Regions from separate parts of the Homo sapiens genome. Here region 2 is linked to region 1. Evidence: chromatin contacts called from ENCODE Hi-C or POLR2A ChIA-PET data. All regions are on one chromosome and are shown on one strand. Each heading gives the region's core, a stretch centred on a gene start or an enhancer-like site at or near the end of the contact. The rest is flanking DNA. Distances are from core to core; before and after follow the strand shown. Region 1 overlaps TGFBR3 (transforming growth factor beta receptor 3). Region 2 has its middle 20 kb from the start of BRDT.

Region 1 (3,039 bases), core at 515-3,014:
GTTAAAAAACAATGACAATGCCAGTCCCAGCAGGACCTGGAAAAATTAATTCTCACAATGAACTTGTCCTTTCGGCTTGCTGTGTTTTTGGCCTGCAAACTATCTGAAAAGCAAAGATAAAGCCAGAAATCTCCCTCCATGGAAAAGCGTCTTGATTTATCACTCGTAAGGTACTACTAAGTAGCACGCATGGAAAAAAGAAACTCATGCTGTCAGGATTTATTATCTAAGACTCCATAAAACTCACAGTTCCCTGCTAATAGTGACTTTAATATTTCAGTTGGGCAGTTCCAAAACAAAAAACCTCAACCTGCAAGACCTTGGGATTAAACTTTTCTGCCTCACCTAAAAATGCCAAAATAACCATCCGAATGGATGAAGGCCCACAAACCTTAGGCAACTTCTGGGGGTGCTTCTCCATCTTCGTACACAGCGTCAGCTCACACTGTAGAAAGAGCAGTGAGGTGTTGAAGACAGGCTTGAAGACAAAGCTGAATCGCTTCTTATCCATGTCAGCTTGCGGGATAGGAAAGTGCACTCTCTTGGGACTGTAGAATTTCACAGATTCATCTTTAGGACAAATATTCTCAATAATGGTGTAATGAGACATCCTATCAGGGTTCGAATATGGAGAGATAAAGCACGTTTGGATGGCAAATCCCAGTTCTTGTTCAGCCTTAGTAACAGATACCTATGAAAGAACAGAAAGATGAATTAGGAAATGAGTTAGCATCTCACTTTCACTTTAGGCACAAGGACCATATGCCAAGACAGCCCTTCAGATGACACGCTGCTTTATCTTCATAACATAGTTATAGCCTTCTTTCTAATTACAAAAGTAACACACACACATTGAAAGAAAAAGATATTTTCCACTTCAATTTGATATAGATGATGACAGTGAATTATTTCTTTCAAATATTAGTCCATTAGATTCAAATACAAGATGAGTAAGTCTCTTCCACCTCCCAATGAGTCCTCTGAGAGCTAAAAATAAAAACATATTTTGCATTTAAAGTGGATTTTCCGAAGTAAATAAAACACCAGTAGGCAAAGTCCCTAATGTTTTAATAGTACAACACTTATAAGCTAAGCTCTTTTTAAAGACTGACCAAAAAATAGAGTTCAGCGGCAAAATCTATTTAACCTAGGCAGGAAGACTGAGCTTCTAAATTGCAAAAAGTCAGAGTAAGCCTGATGAGAGTCCTGCTTCATCGGCGAGAAGGCAGAGCTGGCTCCGGCGCTGGGTGTCAGTGACGGTGCAACCTGGAGGCCATCATGGGCCTGGTAAAGTGTCCCAGCTGCTCACAGATCCAAATCAGCCTTGCCAAGTACTCCCCCTTCGCTCCATAAGCCCAGGGGTAGTTTAGGGGAAATCTAATCTGGAAACGTTTCCGACTCATTTATACTTCCCCCTTTGAAAACACTTGTATGGGCTACGTCCAAATTTTGTTAAGGTTCTTTTCCTTAGAAACAGGAAGTAATGTTTAGCCAAGTGTAAACAGAATTCAAACCTCAACTATCCTGAACTTAGCTAAAATCCCCAGACCAGAGGAGATTCTCCATTTGGTGACACGTGGATCACTGCATGAACTGCCCCTCCCTGCTATGCCTCATTCTTTGACTAAATTTAGGATCAAAATAAACTTAAACACTTGTAGAAACAGCTAGTCCTTACCCATAGACCAACAGCCGCAGAATCATTTCAAAAGACATGGAGATAGAAACAGACTTTCCACGCTGAGATACCCAGGGGAAACCCCTGACATCACATGGGGCTTTGAATCCGCAGCACTGTTGTGAAAGATTCCTACGTGGTGGTTAACTGCAGGACACTCAACAGTGAAAATGCTAATGAAGAGGATTCTGATAATGTCACTGTGGTGACATTCTGTAAATACTAACACTTCAGTATTTTTGCAATACTTCTGAAAAACAAGATATTCTATCTTGGAAAGGTGGCAAATTACATATGTGCTATTACTAAAAACTGCCGTTTAACATGAACTCAGAAACCACATGCCAAAATGTGTAACAGAGGGACTGCAAATCTCTTCTCTAATCTCAAAAGAAAGTATGTAGCGGCAGAATGTCTAAGGTATCCCAAAAAGGGATACCTTTGTAGCAGAGGGAAAAAATATATATTATTTTTTAATATATTTTATGTATATATAGTTTATATATATAAATTATCAGCAAATCTTTTACTAAAAAGGATTTTACTTTTAGACCAGAAGTGAGTAGGAGAAGGACTACGGGCTTTGTAGTGAGACGAGCTCATAAAAATTACATGCTCTCCTGCTCACGTGCTGGGCACCGAGACTCAGTTTACTCACCTACAGAATGAGAACACGAATACCCACAAGATATCATAATTGTGAAAACTAGCAAAGTAAAAGTTACATGCAAACAACACAGTTCCCAGAGTGTCAATAAATGCTACCTATTAGTAATAGTAGTATTCTAGATTTAAAATTTTGGGTTATTAACAACTGGGTTTGTAAATTCCCCAAGACAAATGAACCAAAAGAAAACTGCCATTATGTGACCAACAGTCACCTGGAGATGACCAATGAACAGGTGGCAACACTGTTAACTTGGATTATGAAAGGGACTGTATGGTGTAGAGGGAATAGAGGATAAACTATGAGAAATATAGGTGATATATGAAAAGGTATAAATGGGAAAACAAGAATGGAAAAAAAAAACTACCAATAACACACTTCAAGTAAGCCAGCATTTGAAGGATGGGGGAAAAAACCCAAAATATCCAGGGTAAGGTACAGGAGGAAGATTGACCACTGATTAGCATAAATCAGCAAAGCCAGGCATAGATTTGGAAAAGAACAATCTGCAATTATGCAGCACCCCTGAAATCCACAGCGCAATAGGGTGCTGTTGACCAACTGCCCATGTGAACTGTACAGCCAGAAAAGCAAGAGAAAAACAGCCATCTTGGCTTAGGAAAAGCATGTAGAAGGCAGTATATTTTCCCCAATGGAGAAAGAAGGTGTGCTCAAAGAAAGAGAACTCTCAGAA
Region 2 (2,948 bases), core at 15-2,514, 220 kb after region 1:
AATATGTTAGTTGATGATGAATTTAATGAAGAGAAATGGAGTTGAGCAGGGGGAATCGAGTGTGACTGGCAAGGCCATGTGTGCTCCACTTCAGACAGGGCTGTCAGGGAAGGCCTGGGTGCAGGGAGAGTATTTCAGGCTGGGGAAACAGAAGGGGCAAATTCCTGATGCTGGGAAATATTTGATGTGATTGAAAAACAGCAAGGAAGCAGCAAGGAAGCCAGTGGAGCAGAGTGAGTAGGCGGGTTTTAGGGGACGAGGTCAGAGAGGTGGTGGGGATGCCAGCTTGGTGTAGCCATGGTTAGGACTTCAGACTTGGCATTGGGATTTCTAGGTGAGATGGGAGTCACAGTGTGATTTTAAGTAGTGGAGTGACCTATAATCCTGGGTAACTCTCTCACAAACAAAAGATAATACCAAATAACCTGAGAGACAAGTTTAATAGAATGCCTGGTGAGAAATGGTTACCATAAGAATATAAAATTGTTCAAAATATTTATAAAAACAGCTCTTTTAAGAGAACTCAGGGTTATAGAGAAAGAATGCATGGCATCTTTACACTGAAACAAGTTACATCAGGCTGGACATGGTGGCTCACGCCTATAATCCCAACACTTTGGGAGGCCACGGCGGGAGGTTTGCTTAAGCCCAGGAGTATGAGACCAGCCTGTGCAACATAGTAAGGACTCATCTCTATTAAAAATAAAAAAAATTAGCCGAGTGTGGTGGTACACACCTGTAGTCCCAGCTACTCGAGAGGCTGAGGCAGAAGGATCGCTTGAGCCCAGGAGATGGAGGCAGCAGTGAGCTGTGATCACGCCACTGCACTCCAGCTTGGGCAACACTGTCTCAAAAACAAAACAAACAACCAAGAAAAGAAATGAAAAAAAAAAGAGAGAGAGAGAGAGAGAGAAACAAGTTATATCAGGCAAACCAAAGCTATTTTTACTTAGGATTGTCTCTGAAAAAAAGAAAGCTTTCACAATAGTACATAAATTCTCAAGACACTCTTCAATGAAGAAATAAATACTTCCTGAATGTCCACTATATGCAGGTAACCTGAAAAGGCAGGTTACAAGACAGGGCTCCTGCTTTAAAGTCACCTATAATTCAACTGAGGAGATAAAACATATGCATATAAAATAATATCATAAGGAAACGTACAAATTCTGAAGGAGAGCTGGAGACAAGGCAGTGGCATTTGGCAGGAGGAGCTATGCTAATGCCGGGCTGCAGAAGAATGCAGGGTCAGGCAGGAATGGAGGCAGGGAAAACAGGGCAGGGCTGGGGTCCAGGAACAGTGATCTTGGTCTGGGCCAAAAGCCAAGAAAGACCAGGAGTCAAGAGGCCATACTTGGGATTAGAGACTCAGAGAATTTTAAAGGGGAAGAAAAATTGGAGATGATTGAATCCAGGTTTCCTGTTTCACAAAAGAGGAAAATCAGATCAATCAAGATTTCACTGGTTAGTGACAGAGCTGGTCCTAGAACAAAGACCGCTGAGTTTTTGTTTTGTTTTGTTTTGTTTTGTGTTTTCTGAGATGGAGTTTCCCTCTTGTTTCCCAGGCTGGAGTGCAACGGCGTGGTCTCGGCTCACTGCAACCTCTGTCTCCCAGTTCAAGCAATTCTCTGGTCTCAGCCTCCCGAGTAGCTGGAATTACAGGTGCCTGCCACCACGCCCAGATACTTTTTTGTATTTTTAGTAGAGACTGGGTTTCACCATGTTGGCCAGGCTGGTCTCCAACTCCTGACCTCAGGTGATCCACCCACCTCAGCCTCCCAAAGTGTTGGGATTGCAGGCGTGAGCCACTGCACCTGGCTGATCCTTGGGTTTTTAGTCCATTGCTTTTGCACATCACCACCAGGAAAATGACAGTGGACCTATGGAATTCTCAAAATTGCAAAGCAGGGTTGGAAGTGAGCCTCATGGGACCATGAAGAGAACACAGATCATCATGATGGGCTAGAAGCAGGATGCAGATCTAGGAATTAGGTGGTCAGCAAGATGGAAAGAAGTAGCTAGGCCACAGGAGAGTAACTGACCAGTATCTTGAGGACAAATTAAGTGGGCCCAATGCTTGGCAAGGGTAAGAAATCCTGACCCTGTAAACCTGAGCAAGAGGCACGTAGAGAGCAGACAGAATTCAGACTATTCTGAGATGGGGAGGGGCACAGGAAGAGTCATCCAGTGAGAAATCATGCACAGGGGAGTGGGGTGATGGAAAGGTATCATTCCATCTTTCCTAATAATGATGGTACAATCATTTGTCTTTTATTTGGTGGTGGTGGGGGAGGAGCGTGTAAACTGATATGCTTTGGACTTGGTTTTTAGTCTTTAAAAGTTATACTTTTTTGTCAGATATGACTCCTACATGGATAGTACTGGCTAATAAAAGATGCAACTATTTGGGGATATGAAGATGTGTCACCTTTTTTATGTCAGATAATTGAGGTTTTCTATCACTTTTGTTCTACAAAGAAATTGTTAATGTATGTTTCCCGTCAATCTTCAAGTATTACTAAAATTACTAGATCTTTTCTGAAAGATTTTATGGAAAAAAAAAGATTACTACAGAGAACAGACAGAGAAAGGAATACCCCCTTTTCCTATGGACCAAGAGAGAAGTTGGCCTACCCTGTTATTATCACTGAGGCAGGGGGAAAACATGGTCTTTTTTCTGTTCCAGGATCCAACACAGGATGATAATACATTGCATTTAGAAAGATGTCTATTGACAAACAGAAATTCTTAATTTTGTTTTGTTATTTTGTTTTGTTTTATTTGTTTGTTTGTTTTTTGAGACGGAGTTTCACTCTTGTTGCCCAGGCTGGAGTGCAGTGGCACAATCTTAGCTCACTGCAACCTCCGCCTCCCAGGTTCAAGCGATTCTCCTGCCTCAGCCTCCCAAGTAGCTGAGATTACAGGCATGCGCCACCACGCCCAGCTAA

The links. Hi-C counts contacts between places; a loop is a spot of excess contacts on that map. ChIA-PET counts read pairs that join two places held with the same protein, here RNA polymerase II (POLR2A). Pooled maps may share reads with other maps.
Region 2: a map of Right ventricle myocardium superior shows a loop between it and region 1 (4-fold over the local background). The contact joins two enhancer-like sites. A Hi-C loop is called at or near these places in 2 of 168 maps with a recorded cell type or tissue (Right ventricle myocardium superior and natural killer cell) and 11 of 50 pooled maps. POLR2A ChIA-PET finds 5 or more read pairs at or near these places in 2 of 52 experiments (GM10248 and WTC11).

Annotation. Positions count from the first base shown.
Region 1 is chr1:91,711,852-91,714,890 of GRCh38, forward strand. It overlaps TGFBR3 (transforming growth factor beta receptor 3), which reads right to left. Exons shown (of 17, transcript NM_003243.5): 13 at 392-691. Among named protein-coding and RNA genes, the nearest start is that of TGFBR3, 170 kb to the right of the region's middle. Within about 2 kb of position 1,765, at least 18 of the 41 ENCODE cell types and tissues checked have a DNase peak (open chromatin) inside an H3K27ac peak, as active enhancers do.
Region 2 is chr1:91,928,172-91,931,119 of GRCh38, forward strand. No RefSeq gene overlaps it. Among named protein-coding and RNA genes, the nearest start is that of BRDT, 20 kb to the right of the region's middle. Within about 2 kb of position 1,265, at least 2 of the 41 ENCODE cell types and tissues checked have a DNase peak (open chromatin) inside an H3K27ac peak, as active enhancers do.